Regions from separate parts of the Mus musculus genome. Here region 1 is linked to region 2. Evidence: chromatin loops called from intact Hi-C (ENCODE). Cell type or tissue: left cerebral cortex. All regions are shown on one strand. Each heading gives the region's core, and the rest is flanking DNA. Links, peaks and the distances in the headings are about the cores only. Region 1 has its middle 8.7 kb from the start of Igll1. Region 2 overlaps Ppm1f (protein phosphatase 1F (PP2C domain containing)).

What was found. A loop is a pair of places that touch in the nucleus more often than their neighbours do. Peaks named below come from ENCODE experiments on the same cell type or tissue, not always from the same donor. Only the 100,000 strongest peaks of a DNase experiment are listed, where the experiment ranks them.
Region 1: it touches region 2 in a loop (6-fold over the local background); 13 of 42 quality-filtered maps call a loop at or near these places.

What each region holds. Positions count from the first base shown.
Region 1 is chr16:16,851,122-16,859,490 of GRCm38, forward strand. It overlaps the pseudogene Gm5768. Among named protein-coding and RNA genes, the nearest start is that of Igll1, 8.7 kb to the right of the region's middle. In left cerebral cortex, for the core only: a CTCF peak has its summit at 3,941 (motif pointing right); DNase peaks (open chromatin) are centred at 3,944 and 4,644.
Region 2 is chr16:16,907,675-16,916,043 of GRCm38, forward strand. It overlaps Ppm1f (protein phosphatase 1F (PP2C domain containing)), which reads left to right. Exons shown (of 8, transcript NM_176833.4): 3 at 3,265-3,407; 4 at 6,360-6,562; 5 at 7,486-7,674. Among named protein-coding and RNA genes, the nearest start is that of Ppm1f, 15 kb to the left of the region's middle. In left cerebral cortex, for the core only: a CTCF peak has its summit at 4,443; DNase peaks (open chromatin) are centred at 4,464, 5,209 and 5,953; H3K27ac peaks cover 3,325 bases.

The DNA of each region.
Region 1 (8,369 bases), core at 2,115-6,114, 57 kb before region 2:
CACTGTTGTTAGGACAGTGAACTGATACAGGCCCTGTGGAAACTAGGGTGCCAGGCAAATCAGTGCTCCTTAAAAATCTGAAATAGATCTACCACAAAATCCAGCTATATCACTCTTGGGCAAATGCCCACAGGACTCTACATCCAACTGCAGAGACACTTGCTCACCATATCCATTGCTGCTCTGTCCCTAACAGCCAGTGTCCCATCCAGCAGGACCCAGTTATTCGTGGGTGCAAGGGGGACCACAAACCTGAAGAGAAATGAGTGAGAAAGAGAAGCAGAGACCAAGGAGGATTCCTGTCAAGGTCTTGGTTTATTAGACTGAAACACCAGGTTATAAGCACACAGCAAGGGGAATAGGGAGGAGTTGAGGGGGAATTAACAAAGAACAAAGATGTGGGCATATGGGGACATGAAGGCCGAATTCAGACTGCAAGCAGGAGGCACTCTGAGTCTTATCTCCGGAATGTAGATTCCTCCTTAACAGCCTTGGGTGTCAGGCTGGGCTCAGCACATAACTTGTGTGCTTAGAAGTCTTGGGAGTCAGGAAGAGATTAGGAAGAGGGGACTATAATTCAGCTTTTAGGGTCTCTGGTGCCAGGAAGGGATAGGGGGGAGGAGGTGATGACTGGCTCCTTAGCACAAGGCCATTTGGCTTATTAGGATGGGAAGCTGTGAAAGGCCTACTTTCTCATGGTATGGTCTCCAACAAGCCAGAAACTAGAAAATGCCAAATGTCCATCAGCTGACGAATGCATAATAAAAATGGTGTATGGTTTCATAATAAAATATTATTCAGCTGTTTAAAAAATGAAATTTTCAAGTGTCTAGATGGAGCTATAAACAATCCTCCAGAGTGAGATAAACCAGACTTCAAGAGACAAACATTGCATGCTTTTCTTTCTTACATGTGGATATGAGCTTTTAAACTTTAGATGTGTGTATTTCTATTTAAAATAGAAAACTAGGTAGTAGGAAGTAACTATTGGTGAGGGGGATTCAAAAGGAAATAAGTGAGTTTATGAGTGTCTTGATTAAGCTAATTAAAAATCTGCAATATATACATGTGTAATAAAACCTCACTATATAATATAATATGTGAACTAAAAAGAATTTTAAAATAAATTTTAAAGTAAATTAATGGCAATTTTTTTTTTTTTTTTTTTTTTTTTTTTGGTTCTGGACCAGGCTATGAAGCAGGTGAATGAGCTAAAGAAGGACAATAAGACCCTGAATGCTGGGAACATTGGTGATGCCTTACAGTGCTGCTCTGAGGCAATTAAACTAGATCCCCAGAACCATGTGCTCTATAGCAATCGCTCTGCTGCCTACACCATGAAAGAAGACTACCAGAGGCCTATGAGGATGCTGCAAGACCTGAAGCCTGACTGGAGCAAGGATTATTCAAGAAAAGCAGCAGCCCCTGAGGTCCTAAACCAGTTTGAAGAAGTCAAATGAACCTATGAAGAAGATTTAAAACATGAAGCAAATAATCCCTAGCTTAAGGAGGGCTTATGGAGGCCAGGTTGGCAGAGAGGAAATTCACGAATCCTTTCAACTTGCATAATCTGTGCCAGAAGTTGGAGAATGATCCCAGGACAAGAAGGCTGCTCAGTAACTCCACCTACAGGGAACTCAGAGAGCAGCTACAGAACAAGCCTTCAGACCTGGGCACGAAACTACAGGATTCCTGGTCACTACTTGCAGTGTCCTTCTTGGGGTTGATCTGGGCAGTATGGATGAAAAAGTAGCAACACCCTCACCCCACCTCCTCCCAAAAAGGAGGCCAAGTCAGAACCTATGGAAGAAGATCTTCCAGAGAATAAGAAACAGGCACTGAAATAAAAGGAGTTGAGAAATGATGCCTATAAGAAGAAAGATGTTGACAAGGCCCTGAAGCATTATGACAGGGCCAAGGAAATGGACCTGACCCTACCAGTATGACTTACATAACTAATCAAGCTGCTGTGCACTTTGAGAAGGGCGACTACAACAAATGCTGGGAGCTCTGTGAGAAGGCCTTTGATGTGGGCAGAGAGATCCAAGAGGACTACAGACAGATGGCCAAAGCTTATGCCTGAATTGGCAATTCCTATTTCAAAGAGGAAAGGTACAAGGATGCTATCCATTTCTACAAGTCTCTGGCAGAGCACCGAACCCCAGACGTGCTCAAGAAGTGCCAGCAGGCAGAGAAAATTCTGAAGGAACAAGAGCGACTGACTTATATCAACCCTGGCTTGGCTTTGGAGGAGAAGAACAAGGGCAGTGAATGCTTCCAGAAGGGGTGGAAGGCCATGAGGCACTATACAGAAGCCATTAAAAGGAACCCAGGAGATGCCAAACTGTACAGCAACTGAGCTCCTGGAGTTTCAGTTGGACTCAAGGACTGTGAAGAGTGCAACCTTCATCAAGGGTTATATAGGGAAAGCATAAAGGACTATTCAGAAGCCATAGGTGTGTACCAAACGGCATTAGACCTGGACTCCAGCTGTAAGGAAGCAGCAGGTGGTTACCAACACTGTATGATGGCACAGTACAACGGACATGATAGCCCTGAGGATGTGAAGAGTCTGGCCATGGCTGACCCTGATGTGCAGCAGATAATGAGTGACCCAGACATGAGGCTCATCCTGAAGTAGATGCAGAAGGATCCCAGGTTCTGAGCAAATACTTAAAGAATCCTGTAATAGCACAGAAGATCCAGAAGCTGATGGACATGGGTCTGATTGGAATTTGGTAATAACTTGCTTTTCCACTCTTCCCTGCACTGATAAGGAAAGGCAAGCTGGGACGGTGGTGAGCAGCACTGGGTAGAGAGGGGAGAAGAAAGGTTTATCTTTGTATTTATACATGTCTACAAGGAAGACAGACTCGTCCAGCACGACCTCGGGCCCTCCCAACACACACATGGTTCACTGCTGCCCTCAATTCCAAGTGTCCTTCCCTGACCACTCCCAGCCTCCCCATCACTGTCTCAGCTGCTCTCTTATAGTTGGTTATTTTTTATTTAAGGTCAGTGGGTGCATACGGGGAGGGAGGGGTATTCTTCCCTACTGAGGGTCCCAGCTGTCTTTATTTGTTCTCACCTATGTCCCTCCTCAATTAAACAAGCCACTCAGGTGTGATTTAAAAAAAAAAAAGCCCAGCTAGCTTAGTTGGTAGAGCATGAGACTCTTAATCTCAGAGTCATGGGTTCAGGCCTCATGTTTGGCACCATCTATAGTGTGCAGTTATAAATCAAACAGTTCACGATGTGGCTGGCTAGGCACTGGCAACTGCAGTCTCACCTGCTCCCATGGTTCCCAGTTCCCACAGCTAGTTTGCTGCCAGGCTGTTCACACTTCCCAGGTCATCTACCCACTGTGGCAAGCCTGCAGAAAGCCTGCTATTGCTAGCTCAGATTCCCTTAGCCCTATAAAATGATAACACCACAGACTTTTACTATACCATCCAGATTTATAACAGTAATTCTCCAACCCCAAAATGCCCATGCAAAGAACACATAATATAACTGGTATAAATTCAAACTGCACACCTAGATCAAGCAAATGTATCTTACATTACTTTTTTCCATCTATGAAATCCCTAGCTACTTGTGGCTCATCCAGGCCACATGGTTCTGTTTCATCTTCCTTTTCCTCCATCTTCTCTCAGTCCTCCATCATCTCTCTTCCTCTCTCTCTCTCTCTCTCTCTCTCTCTCCCTCTCTCTCTCTCTCTTTGTGTGTGTGTGTGTGTCCCCTCTCTAACTTTCAGCTCCACCTTTTCCTTCCACTCTCCAATCCGATGCTGCATGTGCTTCCACTTATGGTGCAGGAGTAAACCGTGAAGACACTCCGAAGCTGGTGACCTCCTAGGACAATAGCAGATGTTTCCAGGGTGAGCACATTGTTTCATAGCCCTACAGAGCTTTTGGAGAGTAGGTGCCAGCAGGGGGCGATATAGGATATGCCCCAAAGCTCAAAACGTTACAGAATAAAGTAATATCACACACACAAAGTAAAAACCAAATACAGGAGCTTACATGAGGAGCTTCAGCACGTCTCTCCCACCTGTGCAGACCAGAAATAACCAATGGAGAAGCCATGAGAGTCTGGATGGTTTCAGAGAGCTCCTTAAGCTATTGAGTTGTTTACTTGCAGAGTTTTGACGGACTTCCAGAAGTGTGGAATATTTCCTAACTCCCTTTAGAACATCCCGAGTCTTCTATGCACAATACCAAGCTTCAGATTCATTTCAGATCCAAATTAACAATCACTGCCTCATACTCCACTGAAGATGCAATACACATCTTTTCTCTGACTGAATCTGTGCTGGATAGTTTTATGTCAACTTTATGTCAAGCTGAAGTCATTTGAGAAAAGTAAACCTCAACCAAGAAGATTCCCCCACCTGTGGGCAAGCCTGTGGTGCACTTTCTTGATTGCTGATTGGTATGGAAGAGCCCAGACAATTGTGGGTGGTCCCGCTCCTGCCCTGGACCAATGGGTCCAGGGTGTATAAGAAAGCAAGTTGAGTAAGAGAGAGGCACAAGCCTGTAAGCAATGTTCCCCCACAGCCTCTGCATTAGTTCCTATCTTGAGTTCCCACACTGACTTTCCCTGGATGGTGGAATACAAGCTGTAAGCTAAAATAAGCTCTCCTCCCTCAAGCTCATGTTAGTCATGTTTTATCACAATTGAACCCATAACTAGGACAGAAATTGGCACCAAGTCTTAGAGTGTGAAAACTTGCTTGACTGGGTAAATTAAGACTGGTCAGTTAAGGCTGCAAATAAACTAAGGTTAAGAAGAAACCAGCATTAAGGAAGCAGAACCTTCTGGGAAGTGTTTCCTCGGGGTCAGCACACAAACCTATAGTGCAAACAGGTCCAAGCCTGGACCTCGTGCTGGCAAACAAACCTGGTAATGTGTGGGATTAAAACCATGCCAGGAGCCGGGCGTGGTGGCGCACTCGGGAGGCAGAGGCAGGCGGATTTCTGAGTTCGAGGCCAGCCTGGTCTACAGAGTAAGTTCCAGGACAGCCAGGGCTATACAGAGAAACCCTGTCTCAAAAAAAAAAAAAAAAAAAAAAAAAAAAAAAAAAAAAAAAACACATGCCAGGAAGTTTGTTAAGGTAAAGCAGGTCAAGAGGAAGAGACTCGTGGGCACACACCTGAGGCTTAGGTGACTCCCAGCTCCCTGCCAGACTCCTGACTTGGAACACATGCCATGCTTCTCTCACATAAAAGAAACGTGGCCTATGGTCACATAGGCTCAAAACAGAGTTCTCCATGCTAATGAGGAACCTAGGCCGGGAGGGCTTAAGCCCATAAGCTTCTCTTCCTAGACATTCCTCCCTGCAAAAGGAATTTAATCTCAGGCCCACCCTGAGAAGTGGTTTTATGCATCAATTTTCCATCATCGACTGTCTCTTTCATCAAGATTCACCATGAGGAACCTGGAGAAGGTCTTTGTCTACAGAGCCACATCCTGTAGAAGGCCTCTCTGCACTCCCAGCCACAACTGCCACCAAACCTGCCTCTGTTAAGCAAAGGACACTCACCCCATGAGACAAGCCAGAGCTCTCCTTCCTCCCCACCCCCTCCCCAGCCCCAGCTAGATGCTGTCCCCAGGCCATGTGGCCCCTGACTCTGTTCTCTGCTCTTCTGTGACTTCCAGTGGCGCCTAGATGTCCAAGAGTCTAAGAACCCCATGGCCCTGGCAATGTCACAGACCCAAGGACCCCTAAATCAGGTCCGACTTTCCCTCATCTCAGACTGTGCTTTCCTATCCCAGGAGCACTTCCCTACAGCTCGTGAACTCACCCGGAAGGCAGCACAGGGTAATCTCAGTCAAACTCCCCAAGTTCCTCCTCCCCAAGCAGCCGTGCCCTGCAGCTGAGCAGACTCAGGCCGACAGTAATGTGTAAGTTTCCCAGGTAATACTGGTTGTGAAGGCATAAAGAGTCATGGAGAGCTGCCGAGTCTTGGCACCATGAAGAGCTTGCTGGTAAACGTGTAGCCTAGGTTGAAGTAGGAGCATTCGAACTGAAAGGGTCTTAGAGAGAAGTTGACACTTGACAACATATAGCAGGACCAGAGTCCCTGCAGATGGCCCAGGAGACTGTTGGTGAAAGTGCAACTCGATTGCAACAGGAGCCTGCAGAATGTTAGAGATGACAATATCATGGGATAACCACCAGGAACAGCAGCAACTCTGTGGTATAGAGCTGGCCTGAGCCTCTGATGGGTGATGCATATGCTTGGCCAGCCCTTGGGAACTAAGAAGTCCCAAAGGCCTGACGTCGAGCTTTACAACATCGAGCTTTACAACATGAACCTTTACCCTGTTTGACTTTGATTTTGCCTTGATCTGATTGTGATGCTGCCTGGTCCTTCCCTCTTGGAATATGAAAATATTTAACTATTTCGTATTTTACAGGAGCCCATAGTTAAGAAGCTTTGGAATTTTACAGATATTTGGAGTTTCAGAGAGACTGGATATTGTAAGAGACTGAACTTTTAAAGTATTGAAATTTTTAGGGACTGTGAGACCCTTAAAATTAGAATATTGTATATTGTGATGTTGATATTGATATGAAACCTTAGGAACAACAAGAAAGCAAAGGTTATGCTGAATTATTTGTGAGTGAAGTTGACAAAGGGTCAATTGTGCTTGCTAGGTTAATGACAATTTGACACAAGCTAGAGTCATTTGGAATGGGGAACCTCAACTAAGAAAAAAATGCTCCCACCAGATTGGCCTGTGGGCAAGTCTATACTGCATTTTCTTGATTGATGATTGATATGGAATGGCCCAGGTGGATATACCACTCCTGGTGGTCCTGGGTGTTATATAAATTATGCTGAGCAAGACATGAGAAGCAAGAAGCAGCCTTGGCCTCTGCATTAGCTCCTGCCTCCAGCTGCTGTTCTGACTTCCTAGATAATAGACTACAAACTGTAAGCTGAAACTGTCCTTCAAAAGTTGTGTTTGGTCATAGTTGGGTTTTTTGGGGGTTTTTTTTGTTTGGTTGGTTGGTTTTTGGTTTTTGTTTTGTTTTGTTTTGTTTTTATCACGTCCATAGAAGCCCTAAGACAGAATTCAAGAGCATGCATGGATCTGTTGTGTCACCACCTGGGAAACCAAGCTGTGGAAGGCAGACGGCAGGAAACACCTGCTAAAGGAGCCAAAGGAAGAGTTGGTGAGGGACCTCAGAGTTCAGCCATCTTAAAAAGCACAAAACTTGTGGATGCAGGAGCTGGCCAACAAAGCCTAGAGAGACAGTCTGCCTTGAGATGCTGCAGAATGTGAATAACCACAGTAACAAAAGGAGAGGAGTTGGAACCTGTCACTTCTTCCAGTATCAGCCCGCCTGCTTGTAACAAATGTGTAGCAATTTCCTCTAAACTGAAACAATGCATACTAGAGGGAGACCTCTTCAGACTTGGAAAGTAGGGGCTGGAGAGAAGGTTCAATGTTTAAGAGCAAGTTTTGCTCTTGCAGAGAACCACAGCTCAGTTCTGAGCACACAACCATCTGTGACTCCAGTTCGAGGCAAACTGCCCCTTCTGGTCTCCTGGAGCATTAGGCCTACATATATGGTGCACATTTCACACATGTGGACAAGACACACATGAAATAAAAATAAGCCAGGAAGTAAAAGAAACTTACAAAACTCAGGAAGTAAACAAATGCATTAAAAAAGTCGCTAGAAGTTCTGAAATTTTCCCATGATTTTATAAGCTGTAATGATTGCTGGGGTGAGACTTTCCAGCCAGCCAAGGTGCCTGGGAATCTCAAAAGGAACTCCAGGGTTCAGCTTTGATGAGACTGCCACTCATGATGGGAAGGCTTTTCAGTGATGCAGCTACCTCTGAGTCACACATATTCTTATAAGTAAAACAAATAATCTCATTCATTTGCCACGTTGGACTTCAGTGGAATTGTAACTGTAGTCTCTAAGCAGTTCCCCAGCTGAGATGAACAGACATCTGTTCACATCTCACCAGGAAAAGTCACACCGCTGCTGGCCACCCCAGTAACCTCCAGACTAAAATTAATCAGAGCTGAGGATAGTGAGGAAAGGGGGCAAAGATAAACCAAGCTGCAACACATAGGACCAGCAGCGAGCAGGAAAGACAGGCTCCATTAAAGGTTAGGTCTTGGGTTATGTTCAATTCTAAGCTCTGCTCCTGACTGGAACGCAACTTGAGCCACTTCCTACTGTTTCTAAGCCTTGAGCCCTCAGCCTAGAATAGAAATAGAAAGCCTTATTTCGGGAGGCTCAAGGTCCATCCTGAAAGGAAGATGGACATGAGGGAAGGGCTGTGCTGGAGGAAGAGAGACGTAGTAGCACATGGACTGAAATCGTGATGAGCACACTT
Region 2 (8,369 bases), core at 2,588-6,587:
TCCATTTATTGTGATTTCATTGGCACATCTCTAGGTCCCTGAGCAAAATATAAAACTTAACATTGTAATTATCTAGATATGGCTTCATCTCTTGTTATAGTGTAGGCACCAAGCAACCCTTGAGGGCACTTCCTGGGTCCAGCATCCTCTAGCCACGTCTAAGAGTTCCACTCCCACAACCAGGATCAGGGCTGACATTTTCAGTGTGATGACAGGACTGAGGGCCTCCGGACACATCCGTGGGTGGGGTCCCTACAATGAGGCAGAAGCCTGGTCCAGGAAGGAAATGCTGATGGCTGGAGGCCAGGCATTGTCTGTGTCTCTGTAGGGGGAAATCACCTCCCTGTTCCCAACAGCAGAAGCAGCCAGTGGGCAAAAAGCTTAAGCATGACCTCATCGGCACAAGTGAGCAGGTACCCTTTCCCTGCCCCTAAACGGAAAACTCAGTGCCTGGCAGGAAATGCCGCAAAGTGGGGAACTTGTTCTTGGCTTACAATGTCTTCTTCTTTATTTGGGACTGGGGGTATGGCAAGAGTGTGCTAGAGATGTAACCCAGGGCATCTCAACAAGCTAGGCCAGTGCTTTACCACCGAGCTGCACCCCATTTCAGCTGGTTGTTTTCAGAGCCTCTTCAAGAGGCCTCTCCATAAGTCACTCTTTTGAAAACTTCAGCCAATTGTACAGTTCCACAGACTGTCAGTAGCAGAGCCTACTACTCAACTACTCAAGAGGTTGATGCCAGAGGATTGAAGGCTCTGGCCTGCCTGGGATCCAGGGTAAATGGAAGGCCAGCCTGAGTGGCTCAAAAAATAAAAAGAAAGCTGCGACAAGTGACAGACTTGCCTGCAGGAGTCTTTGTGGTCAGTTCCCAGTTCTCTAAAACCAAAGGCCATCAATAGATGGCCAGTCCCCTTAGGATGAAACTCACCAACTCTTAGAAGGTCATTGTTCTCATTAAAGCTGAAGTGTTAGCCTAGCATGGTGGTGTGTGACTGCAACCCTTAGCACTCTGGCTGAATAGGCAGAGGTAGGAAAATTAAGAGTTCAGGGTCAGCTTTGGCTACATAGCAAGCTTGAGGCCAGCCTGGGTAACATGAGACACTGTTTGTTTGTTTGGGGGCTAGGGAGATGGATGGTTCAATGGATAAGAGTGTTTGTTGTGCAAGCATGAGAACCTGAATCCAGTAATCCCTGTAAAAGCTGGACAATGTCTGCATGTGCCTATAACCCTGATATTAGGGGATAGAGACAGGCAGATCCCAGGAGCTCAGTGGCCAGCCAGCTTGGCCCAAACGGCAAGCTTGTAGGTTAACTGAGTGACCCTGTCTCAAGGGAATCCAGTAGAGAGCCACAGAGCAATAGAGCAGGGCGTCTGATATCTTCCTCTGTTCTCAAATGTGTCCATGCGCACATGCACGCATACATACACACTTGCATATTTATACATGCACACGCACACATTTACACACATACACAGGAAGAGAAAGAGAGATACATAAAAGCCAGGCAGACTGATTCACAACTGTAATTCCATATGAATCAGGAATCAGTCAGGAGTTGATTCACAAGTTTGAGGCCAGCCTGAGCTACCACACACACACCGCCTTTTTCTTTTTTTTTTTTTTAATTAAAGAAATCAGCTATGAAAATTCAGCCAAATGCCCTTCCGAACAGGCACACAGACAAGAGCACATAGTCTAGCTTTGAGGATCTCCCACTAGACATGAAGACAGGCTCTGGGGTTGAGATGTATTCCAGAAGCATTTGAGGCCCCAAGAATAGTGACCCCGTCTGCCCAGAGACTTGGGGCATCAGTTTTAAGCAGGATTCCTAAGGTTCAGAGCCCTGTGGAGAGACACATGTCATCAGCTCACTGTCTTCACTGCTTATCTTAGCTACAGCAGACTTGCCTTTCTCCCAGACTCCTCTCTTGTTTGGTCTCTTGTCCCGTTTTTCAGTGCTACCTGCCCAAGGCCCCAGCAGGAGACTGACATTTCTTCTCTCCCAACAGCTGTCAGCATGAGGTAAAGTTCTTCCCACCCTTCTGTGCTCTTAGTTATCTTCCGTGACTCCAGAACAGTCCCTTCCCTCTGTGGGACCTTACCTTCCTATTCCCTACTTGACCTACTCTTCTGGAGCTGGGCCTCCCAGCCTTCACTCCATCTGTGGCTCTTTCTCCTGCCTCCCATGTTCTCACAGCTCTCCAGGTCTCCAGAGCTCCGCTGAGCCTGTGGAAACAGAACCTGGCTTCCTCTTAGGCTCAGTGGTGGGGCTACCGCTCCTCCTCAATCCAACTGCTCAGATCCAGTTTGAGTCTCTGTCCTTCCCTTGCCCCACTCTCACTCTTGATCAGCTCCCAACATTGTTCTGCTCTGTCCTTTTTTAACACCAAGGTTCCCTGCCCAGCTCTTAGGCCTGGCCTGGCCTCTCTAGACCGTTGTCACCAGCATTCACAATCCAGCCTATCCTCAAAGACATCTAAGAACTCAATCTGACACTGTCACATATCTCTTCAAAAACAAACCAGAGTCCCTTCTGCCCACTGCCTGGATACCCGTAGCCCCCTTCTCCACAAACCGAGCAGCTCAGAGACTATGGGTCTTCTGTCAGAAGACGTCACTGGGATGTTCACCATCCAAGAACCATTTCCTGGGGTTGTCATCCCAAAGCACACAGAGCAGACACCTTAATGATCACCATCATTCTCTCAGGACAGATGCCAAATGGAGGTGAAAGTGCCCTCAGGCTGAGCCCCCCTGGTGCTCTTCAGATAAGCATGTGCATTCCTCAGCTTGTAGGTTCACCCCTCCGTCCCTGTCCTGCACCTACATGGCTGCCCTCATGTATCTATGTCTGTGTTTACACCTTTCACAAGCCAGTCGTACTGAAGCAGGCATCCATCCTACTCCAGCCATAATCTCATCTTTCTTAGTGCTATCCACAGTAAACCAACTTACAAGAGCTCCCATCTGAGACAGTAACCTCAGCATATAAAATGGGGGATACAGTTCAGCACTTAACATGCCCTGCTCCCAGGGGTTACCAGCTTGAGCATCAGGGATCCAAGCTTCAAGGATACCTTTCCAACACATCCCAGCAAATGCCGTGCCCCTGGTGTTGTGTAAATATCCATTCCGGGTCCCTGAAGACAGAGATCACCTGCTTGTGATGACACCAAGAGGAAGGTATGAGCCATCATCTCCATCTTCAAGGTGGAGGATGCCAGGAGCTGCTCCAGCCCCGCCTCTCACATCTTCTTCCTAGGAACGCTCCCCCATCGTTTGCTGTGGCTGTGACCCACGAGGCAATTTCCCAGCTGCTGCAGACAGACCTTTCTGAATTTAAGAGGTTGCCTGAACAAGAGGAGGAGGAGGAAGAGGAGGAAGAAGAGAAAGCCCTCGTGACCTGTAAGTTCCACTCATATGGCTCTGGGATTGTTTAACAAGTGACAAACTCAGATTGACACTAAAGGTCAGTGCCAGCGTGCCATCAGGACAGCAGTGTTGGAGTTCAGCAAGAGCACGATGTGGCATAGAAAACCTGCAATGGACTGAGCAGCACGTGGGTCAAAGGCGGCCAGTGAGACGGTGGCCCACCTTTGTGCTGTCTTGATGGTGCTTCAGAGCACATAGAAATGAGTGGTGCCTGTCCTGCCTTACACACGAGAAGTGCAAGGTGTTGGTTCACAGCCACACAGCCAACCTCACCTGTACTCACTGTCCCCCTTGGCTAACACGAGGCCCTTAGCAGAGTGGCACATCCACCTCGGGGAGGGGGCAACTGTTGTCTAGGTCCCCTGCCTTGACTTACCTTAGTTGGGATCATTAGATGTCAGTGATCCCAATCATGAGGTGACGAAGATGGACATTTCGTGTCCACTGGCTACAGCCATCAGTGAGTTGAGCCCTACAGTGGTACACCAAACCAAAGGAACCCAGGAACAGAACGGGGAGCAAACGCCAAGAGGCCCCAAGACCACTTGACAGAGCGTTTGTTTATAAAATCCAGGCTCTTTTTCTGCATGACTCTCTTTCCTCCTATTTTGCTGCAGTACCAGAAGTATTAGGAGGGAAGTGGTGGCTGCAGGTATGCACACAGGATGTGGGCCGAGTTTCCAGGCAGTAGAGGGAGCCTCTCTTTGCCCAGCTTTAGGCCATGTGTAGAAGGACAAAGAACACTGTAGGAGAAAAAAGAAACCTACTTCAGCCTTAGCACTTGCGCCTACCAGCCACTCTCCTCACCCCCCATTTCTGGCCCCTTCCGCAGCTCCCTGCCAGCCTTCAAGCCAGCATGGCCTTGCCCCCTGCCTAGGAGACAACTATCCATAAAGACAGGCGGCCATTGTTCTCTATAAAGCCAGCAGACAATCCAGTCTGGCAGCAGCTGCCGCCAAGGCCCATCCTTACCCCTCCAGCTAGGAGACAGTATCACCTGCTGGTGGGAAGGAGAATTGCAGCCGGCAAACCAGGCCTTAAACCCAGGCGTCTGGAGAAGGGATGTGCCTTCCCCGCCTTCCCTGCCTGTCCCAGAGCTGCCATGCAAGCCTAGGCTTGTAGCCTTGCGCACTGTTGCAAGTCTGTTGTTGGCACGCTGTTCTTGCCAGCTGTCTCAGCACATTCTTTGAGGCTTATTGCCCCAGGCAGAAATGTGACTAAGGCACCTCCATGCCCACCTACCAGCACTTCCCTGTGATTGTTGTGAAGATAGACCTCCCGGGCAGTTCCTAAGGCTCAAGACTATAGCCCTTGGCCAGAAAATCAGGGTAGGACTCCAAGAGCCTGAGGCTGAGCATTACCGTAGGGCTTGCCATCTTCATTTTTAATTGCCCATTCTTCCTCTTGAGCAAAATTCAAGTCTAAACCTATTGCTGGAAATAGCAGTGTAACCAAAGGCTAAAAAGAGACAGCCCAGGCCTAGAGGCCCAGCCTTGCTCAACGTTCCCTCCATACCAGCAGTCTCCAGGAGCAAGGAGACCACAACAGCTCTCCAGGTAGTCATGGAGTCTACCTGTGTACAGAGGAGGAAATGAAAGACATGAGAAGTAATGTGGTTAGGGATGGGCTTAGACACAGGAAACTTGAGTTCTTCAGGGTCCCATTTAGAGCTGTGGTCCCTAGGCTGGGCCTAACAAAGTCAGTTCTCCAGCTCCTCAGCCTCCACTCCCACAGCTGCTGCTAATAGTCCCCAGCATGATGGCTGCAGCAGACTAGATGGCCTGCCCCCAAGCAGGCTTGTTAGACTTACCCTTCTCCCTGCTCATTGCTTTCCTCCCATGCCTCCCTCCAGCCTCTTCCACTCCTCCCGTTTCTTCCATGGCCATACTTCTGACTAAGCACACTTCTCCCAGTTCTCCTTGTTCCTCTGCTGTGGCCTTTGATACTTGAACCCTCTGGTTGGGGGTTGGGAAATTGGGGTGGGACTTTTGTTATTGATGTTCTAGTTTTTTCTACCTTTTACATGTACATGTACATTATTTTGAAATAATAAGTATGCATGCAGTGAATTATGAGAAATAACAGAGATATCCCGACTATATATACACGACCCCGTTTTCCTCCTAGGAACATCATAGAAAACTATAACAGTATGTCACACACAAGATCTGAATATGGTCAGACACAAGCCAGCTTCCTTATTGCAAGGATTCTACATGTAACCTTCCACAGGCCACTAACTCTCCTTCCCTGCTGTAGCCAGTCCTTAACTCCCAACGGTGACTAGTTTTCATCATTTCAAAAAGGCCTATCACTGGAATCGCACGGCCGACAGTTGGGGTTAGTGTCTTCCACTTGGTGTGATTCTCTGAAGATGGACCTGGCCACTTCACTCAGTTCTCCTGGACCCTTACCCAAGGCTCAGCTAGCTGCTGAGCCATTTATAGATTGGAAGCTGGACAGATCACAGATTTGGGATATTACAGATGTAGCTGGTATGATTCATGCACTGTTCTTATGGGAACAGCCCTCATTCTTCTAGGATTCATGCCCAAGAGTACAGTTTTTGGCTTAGAGGATAGTTGTATGTTTAGTTGTGAAAGTTATTTCTAGGAGCAGCTTAAGTCAGAACAGGCCAGAATTCACTTACTCCCCTGCCATTGGACCTGTCATATTTCTAATTAATGGACAATTACCAGACACTTTGGTCGCTGGCAGCAGACTTTCTTGCATACTTCATAGGTCGGTGTGCCGAGCTGAGTGTGCCTGGGAAGTGAGGTGCTTGACTAGTGGGCCCCGTGTAGGCTGCTGGGAGGAACATTTAAAACCTGGGGACATGGCAGGAAAGGAGTATATAGGAAAGTAGCTAAGCCTAAACTGCGTGGCTTTACTTTTTGGTTAACAACTCTCCATCATGCCCATCAGTACTAGATGCCAAAGGCCTGGCACGGAGCTTCTTCAACTGCCTTTGGAAAGTATGTAGCCAGTGGCAGAAGCAGGTGCCGTTGACTGCCCAGGCCCCTCAGTGGCAGTGGCTGGTCTCTATCCATGCCATCCGGAACACACGACGCAAGATGGAGGACCGACACGTGTCCCTTCCTGCTTTCAACCATCTCTTCGGCTTGTCTGTGAGTGTTGCACCTGCAGAGCCCAGGACAAGTGGTGTAGGGAGCTGGGGGGAGGGGTGGAGTGTCAAAGGTGGGGAGCCATGAGTGCTTTGAGAGCTGCCCACCAAAGCTAAGCCTGGGGAAATACTGACAGGCTGCTGTCTTAGGGCTGAGTACAAGGCAGTCTTCAAAGAGTACCACCGTTGGGGAGCCTGAGAGGCTAACTCATAACACCAACACCTCTGGGCCAAGCTTCCAGGCACATTGCTTTCCACAGCCAAAAACTAAACTAAGACAACAGTTGGCCTGTTTTTATATAAAGAGACTAGATGCTAGGTTCAGACTTGAATTGCTGAGCCTCCAACAGCAGATACTTCCTGATGCATCTTACCTTAGGTTATGTCTGCAGTATCCAGGAGGAGCTGGTGGAATTGGGGCTCCAAGGGCTGTCCTTTCCCAAGTCGCCCTGTGCACTTGAGCCAGTTTGACTTGTCTGATGGTAAGGGCTGTGTCGGTCCTTCCAGACCCTACCTGCCTTGGGTCTGTTTTGTTGTTTAATAGGGTACCTGAGACTGAGTCATTTATTAAAAATGTACTTCTTAGTGCCCTGGAGACTGAGAGACCGTAGGTAAAGGGGCTGCATCTGAAGGGAGCCTTCATGCTGGTGAGGAACTCTACAGAGCACCAAAGTACTGCAGGCCATCATATAGCAAGGTAGATAAAGTTTCCCAAGGAGAACAATTATTTCTCCATTCGTCCCCAAGTGAATTGATGACAGTTACTTCCCAAAGGTTTCCCTTACATACTGTGGGGATTAGGTGTCCATTACATGAATTATGTGGACAAACTTTGCAACCATAGGGTTATCCTAGTTACTTCCCGGAGAGCATCCTCCCCAGATGAGAGCAGCTGCCTGGGGTCTAATCCCACTGTACTCCCGCCAGGACTCTGTGCACCGTGCCTACTTTGCTGTGTTTGATGGTCATGGAGGCGTGGATGCAGCAAGGTATGCCTCTGTCCACGTGCATACCAATGCTTCTCACCAGCCAGAGCTGCGCACAAACCCTGCAGCAGCTCTCAAAGAAGCCTTCCGGCTCACCGATGAGATGTTTCTCCAGAAAGCCAAGCGAGAGGTGAGAGCTGGCAGTTGGGTTGAAAGTGCTGTTTGGGCATCTGTAGCTGAATATCAGAGAGTTCTGTTCTCCACAGAGGAAGAAAAGCTAAGGGTTGGTGCTTCAGGAAGGGTCTCGAGAGAACAGCTGGCAGACATGCTATTCCATTCCTTCAGGTCTGGGGCTCAGTTTTCGTTTGAGTGGAAGCAGCACAACGCTTGTCTGTTGTATTAGTCTTGTTTTTCATTACTATAACAAGGTCATTGAAGCTGGATCACTTTATAAAGATAGGGACTTGTTTTGACACAGTTCTGGACATACAAGCAAGGCAAATGGCTTTCTTGATAATGGCCTTGCTGGTAGTATGCCATGGTGGCTTGGAGCAAGAAATAGGGAAAGAGTGTGTGTGTGTGTGTGTGTGTGTGTGTGTGTGTGTGTGTGTACACAAGTATGTGTGTATATATGTATTTTCTGGTCTCTCTCCCTCTCATTTAGCCATGAGGAAATCTACCCTCTACACTGTCCAGTCATGGCTTTATCCAGCCCCAGTCACCTCCTAGTACTTAACTCTGGCAAAGCCCTCTTCCCTAACACAATAGTTGATGCTTCTGTGGGTTTTTTGTTTTGTTTTGTTTTGTTTTGTTTTAAGATGTATTTATTCATCATATGTAAGTACACTGTAGCTGTCTTCAGACACTGGAGAAGAGATCTGGTTA